Regions from separate parts of the Homo sapiens genome. Here region 2 is linked to region 1. A link is an interaction called in ENCODE POLR2A ChIA-PET data of the cell type or tissue named here. Cell type or tissue: OCI-LY7. All regions are shown on one strand. Each heading gives the region's core, and the rest is flanking DNA. Links, peaks and the distances in the headings are about the cores only. Region 1 overlaps HOMER1 (homer scaffold protein 1). Region 2 overlaps HOMER1 (homer scaffold protein 1).

The links. ChIA-PET counts read pairs that join two places held together with the same protein. Peaks named below come from ENCODE experiments on the same cell type or tissue, not always from the same donor. Only the 100,000 strongest peaks of a DNase experiment are listed, where the experiment ranks them.
Region 2: POLR2A ChIA-PET joins it to region 1 with 5 read pairs; 2 of 35 experiments call an interaction of 5 or more read pairs at or near these places.

The regions. Positions count from the first base shown.
Region 1 is chr5:79,387,583-79,390,507 of GRCh38, reverse strand. All of the region lies in intron 8 of HOMER1 (homer scaffold protein 1), which reads left to right. Among named protein-coding and RNA genes, the nearest start is that of HOMER1, 130 kb to the left of the region's middle. In OCI-LY7, for the core only: no CTCF peak of the experiment used is centred there; no DNase peak of the experiment used is centred there.
Region 2 is chr5:79,440,632-79,443,556 of GRCh38, reverse strand. All of the region lies in intron 4 of HOMER1 (homer scaffold protein 1), which reads left to right. Among named protein-coding and RNA genes, the nearest start is that of HOMER1, 72 kb to the left of the region's middle. In OCI-LY7, for the core only: no CTCF peak of the experiment used is centred there; a DNase peak (open chromatin) is centred at 1,266; H3K27ac peaks cover 747 bases.

The DNA of each region.
Region 1 (2,925 bases), core at 133-2,632:
GTATTAATAATTTTCCTATATGATGTGTTCTTTGCTCTTTTTAACTATCTCTTGATTTTTAAATATCTCTTGATATTTAAAATGGTCTTAGTTTTGTTGTAGTGGTTACCTTTGAACTTCCACTCCTTTAAAATGCTCCTAGTTACCTGTGTTCGTATTTAAACGTATACTGTCTGGTTTGTTTTTTGGGGGTTTTTGTTTGTTTGTTTGTTTTTTGTTTTTGAGACAGAGTCTCACTCTGTCACCCAGGCTGGAGGCCAGTGGCACAATCACAGATTCCTACAGTCTCGACCTCCTGGGCTCAAGAATTTCTCCCTACTCAGCCTCCCGAGGAGCTGGGACTACATGTGTGTGCCACCAAGCCTGGCTAATTTTTTAATTTTTTGTAGAAGTGGGGTTTCACTCTAGTGCCTAGGCTGGTCTTGAACTCCTGGGCCCAAGCAATCCTCCCACCTTGGCCTCCCAAAGTGCCAGGATTACAGGCATGAGCCACCGTGCCTGGCCTGGTTTATTAGTTTTTAATGATATCCTTTGACTCTGAATTATTAACACACTTAATAATAATGTGCTTGTTATGCTCTCATTTTTCTCTTTCTCTCCCTGTTTTTTGGTTGCATTATTTCTACCTCGTCAGAATACTAAACAGATTATTTTTTAACTATCATCTACATTTGTTTTAGTCTTTATACATTAAATATATTAAATGTTTCCTGTCTTAGTCCTTTTGTGCTGCTGTAATAGAAAACTACAATCTGGGTAATTTATAAAGAACAGAAAGTTCTCACACTTCTGGCAGCTGGAAAGCCGAGGTCAAGGTACGGGCGGGTTTGGTTGTGGGACTGCTTTCCCCTTCCAAGATGTTGCCTTGTTGCTGCATCCTCCAGAGGGAATGAATGCGGCCTCCTCACATCGGGGAAGATGGAAGAGCAAGCCACCAACACTGGAGGGGAAACCTCTTTTATAAGGACCTTACTCCCATTCATGAGGAGAGGAGCCCTCATGACCTAATCGTCTCTTAAAGGCTCCACTTCTTAATAGCATCATATTGGCCACTACATTTCAACACTTGGATTTTGGAGGGGACACATTCAAATCATAGCACTCACCATTAAGTCCTTTTTCTGAAGTTTCCACAGTGATCTCTTGGTTGGATAAAGCTTATCTTCTTGTGGATGGTTGCAAAAGAGCTCATGGATACATACTTTCTGAGATCTTGCTTATTTAAACTTTTTTTTTTCTCATGTATTCAGTATTGGGGCGAGAGCTTGGCAGGATATTTAATATAAAATCCCTGGTTCATAATTTTCTTTCATTGAGTTACTTGAAAATGACACTCCATTATTGCCTTGTTTTGTATATTTCTTTTGAGAAATCTGATTCCAGTCTGATTCTCTTGCCTTATAAGTTTTGGACTCATTTTGCTTGTGTGCCCTGAGGATTTTTCCTTTATTTTTTAAATAAAGTTTAAATGATATACTAGAATATTTCACGAAATACATTGTTGAGGGTGTTTTCCCAGGTACACAGTGGGCCTTTTTAATTTGTATATCCAGGTTTTTCTTTATTTCCAGGAAGTTTTCTTGCATAAAAGTTTTAAATACTAGTTCTGTTCTAATGTGTTATTTTTCTTCTTCAGGAGCTCCAATCTTGTGTAATTTGATTTTGTTTTTTGCAACCTCTTTCTGTTTTCTTTACTTTATCTCACTTTCATTCTCTAGGATTATTTAAAATAATAAGTAATAATTGAATTAAAAATAGTTTTATTCAAATCTATTTTTCCTTGGGTCCTTATAACTCGGTTTTCATTTCTGATAGATTATGCCTTTTTCTTCTGTTTCTCTCATGAGTTCAATCAACCTTTCTGTTCTTTGGAGTTTTGTTTACCTATTTCTATTCTAAGTTTTTCAATATATAATTCAAACTTGTTTTTAAATGCTTATTTGAGAATATTTAGTTCAGAGTGGAATATTGAGTTAGAGTTTTCTTCTGATTCATAGTTGGTTTTTGGAAGATTCATCTACTCAAGTGTTTTTAGTATTTTCTATTTTCTATTTCCTTTTGTAATAGTTTGTGTAGATGAAGATTGCTTACACATTTGCATTTTGTGGATAGAATAGCAGTTTGGGGTGGTTTATAAATTGTTAGTTCAAAAACACCCTCTTTTGCAGAGACAATCAGAAGAAAGATTGTATGTCCTTTAATAGTTTTTCTTTGGTCTTAAATTTTCCTTTCTTGCTTATTTTTCCCTTTACCCCGCAAGATTCCTTTCTCTTCCTTTTATCTTCTGCTTTTTGGAACTGTCTTCAGCCTTTCTAAGACTACCTCCTCAAGTTTCGTTTATACTGTTAAGTTCCTTTCTTATAGTCTGCTCTGGTTTTCTAGAACTTTTTTTTCAGTATTCTGGCATTCACACTGGTAGTGGTTTTCTCCTTCTTGGGGTTACCGTAGTTTAGTCTGAGCCCTTTTGTTCTCTACTCTTCTGGGCATTGCCCCCACAACTCTGCCTTCCCTTTTGCAAAGGGTTAGAGTGAGAGCTTGAGAAATACCTCTGCTGGAAATTGGTGCTTATATTTTCTAATTAAAGGCAATTTGATGTTTGTATTGTTCTGTATCTTCTAGTTATGTCGAAGTCATGGAATTTGCATGCCTTTGTATAGTTTGTATAGTTTATATAGTTTGGGGAGGATAGAGGACTGTGATTGCAGTGTACACAGTCACTATTACCTTGGCTGCCCAGAAATCTATTCTGTTTACCTCTTTATAGCCAGAGTCTTCCTTATAGAATGTATGTTCTATTAAAACAAGAACCATCTTTGTTTTATTTACTACTTTATCCCCAATGCCTAGTACATAGAAAATGTAATTGTTGAATAACTGCTTCAAAATGTGTGTATGTTTTACCCATTTTTCTATTAAATTATTCTA
Region 2 (2,925 bases), core at 255-2,754, 53 kb before region 1:
ACAGTTATCTTTAAAAATTCAGATGCCTTAATTGTATATTTATACAATATGTATTTGAAAAATACTATGCGTCAGAATTCTGCATCAGAATTCCCTGAAAGACTTGCTAAAACTCAGATCGGTGAGCTCCACTCCCAGACTGTCTGATTTAGTAGGTCTAAGATGGAACCCAAGGATTTGCATTTCTAACAAGTTTTCTAGGAGATGCTGAAGCTATTCCTATGTTAGATATTATATTATATTGTAGAATATTATATATGCCTAATTCAGTTGTGAGTATTATTTTAATTTTTTAGCCATTTACATTTTAGTCATTTCAAAGTATTTAGCCTGGCTTTCATTAAAATTACCACTCTAGTTTTGCATTCAAAATCAGTAGTTTACATAGTACTTAATTCAGTTTTATAATTATATAAATAGAATTGGCATAAACAGGTTTGGGACACATACAGCTGACTCTTGGTAAGCATTTGATGCAGCTGGTGGTTGCAAAATATTCAAGCAGAGTAACAATTAACCCACTAACCCTAAGCATCAATCAGCCAATATACTTTACATAGCGAAGGAAGAGCATAAATTAATCCAGAAAGTCAGATTATAAGAACTTCTGTGGTTGTCACAAAATGGATTTCAGAAATGGTGGCTCTGGATGGTGACTAACTATAGGAAAAATGTATGACTGAGGATATGAGGATCTTGTTTGAGAGCTCAACCTCATCTTCCTTTATGTATCGTTTTGCTGTCTTCTTTCCATTCTCACTGCCATGGGATCTCAAGACTATTAGCTCCTCCCCAGTTTTTCTGTCAGGCCCTCTGCTGAGAAAACAGTGGTGTTCTCATCTTTGTTTAAGTATAAAACTGGAATGGACTGAGTCTTCCATGAATGTTTGTTAAATGGTAAAGAGAGGGCCTTGTTTTCCTTAAGCCAACAAGGTTGAAACTGTAATGGGAATTTAATTTCAGGTTTTATTGGCATGAAATGGAAGGTGGTAGTGGTATTTGGTATAGTGGGTCATGGCAGTGCTGCTGCGTACCTCCCCAGCCCATCCTTCCAATACACAGTAGGTCACTGAAACCACCCTAAAGGCTTGTCCTAGAGTGAGGGTCAAGGTCAACTTTTTTCCATGTGTTCTAGAATATTTCTCATTTTTTGGCTTTCATAGCCAAAATTTCAGTTGTGGGTTTTATTTTAATTTTCACTTAAGTTACCCACTTCACAAATGGGTAGGAAGAGAGAATTCTTAAGAAGCATTTCCTGAATCTCACATCTGTGCTCAGGTGCCTTTTTTATAATAGGTTGCATCTGTTAGTTTTGATTTCCTTGATACTCTCTCAGATTTGTTCTTCCAAAAATAAATTTTTTCTTCAGTGTTACTGTCCTTTTTCTTACTGTAGATTATTTGTTTTGGTGGGAGTTATAGGGAGAGTTTCTCAGAAAAAAAATGAGATGTAAGTGGTTTTATTTTCTCAAAGCAAGGATATAAAGTCAATAGAAAAGATTATTTCATCTGTTTTTATTTCATTTTATTTTTTGCTTTTTTTTTTCATTTTTCTTATCAGCTTTGGGTATACACACACACACACACACCCCAAAAAAGAATAACTGAAGTAGGATGTTTAGGAAATTACACACAATTTAGATTAAAAAAGAAATAGATGCTTAGAATATGTTAAATAAAAAACATGTTTCAAGTACTATTTTTAGCATATGCAAAATTTCTGGAAGGTTTTGCAGAATACTTTTGGCTACCTCTGCGGTAGTTGGAGGGAAAGAGGGTTTCATTTTCCTTTTGTGCCCTCATGTACTGTTGGAATTTTTTGTTGTTTCTCATCAGTAAATACTAATTTTATATTTTTAAAACTGACTTTAAAAAAACCCAAGTTCTCGATCGGTTCAGAATAAAAAATTAAATTAAAAAAATAAAATACCATGCTTTGGGTGGGCTTTTTGTTTTTTACTTTAGGTATAATGACCTAGGATAACTATGCCTTTACTTAAATATAGCTAATATTCAAGTTTTCTGAAGAAAAACTTGCTGCTTTGAGATGTTGGAATTGCTACAACCTCTATCCCTTTCTTTCTCCCCTTCTTAACTTGCCCCTGGGAACAGTCTTTCTACTTTAGTAGCATTAACATTTGTAGCCTCCCCAAGTTCCATGCCTCAAACCCTACTCCCTCTTATATTACCCTCAAAGTGACCGGAGCATTTATCCCAGAAGATGGTAACAACCATGAGTCAAACTGCTACTGCTCTTCCTCTCTCTCTTTTGATCCTAATGTACTTTTGCACACTCTTGTCAACCAGTTCCAGCAAATCCCTGAGTTAATCCTTAATTGCTAACCCTAGTTATGCCCTTTAAGTTTAATAAGGTAATTTATTTTTATTTTTATTTTTTATTTTGAGATGGAGTCTCACTCTGTTGCCCAGGCTGGAGTGCAGTGATCTCGGCTCGCTGGAACCTCCACCTCCCAGGTTCAAGCGATTCTTCCACCTCAGCCTCCCGAATAGCTGGGACTACAGGCACCTGCCATCATGCCCAGCTAATTTTGTTTGTATTTTTGTAGAGATTGGGTTTCATCATGTCAGCCAGGCTGGTCTTGAACTCCTGACCTCAGGTGATCCGCCTGCCTTGGCCTCCCAAGGATTACAGGCGTGAGGCACCACGTCCCGGCCGGTAACTTGTTTCTGTTATCATTTCTACTGAATTGAATCTTCACCAATTTAACTGTTTAGCAGGTTGCACATTCAACCTTTCATTATTTTAGTTTGGCTTGGCCTGTCTTGGAGAGAAATAAGCCTGATTTGTTAATACCAGAGATGATTATTTTATGATATCTTACTGGCTGGTTAAATTTTTTCTGACTAATTAATATGGTCCATAACTGACCTAGAAGTAGTCACTTTGTGATTGCTATTCCCATTA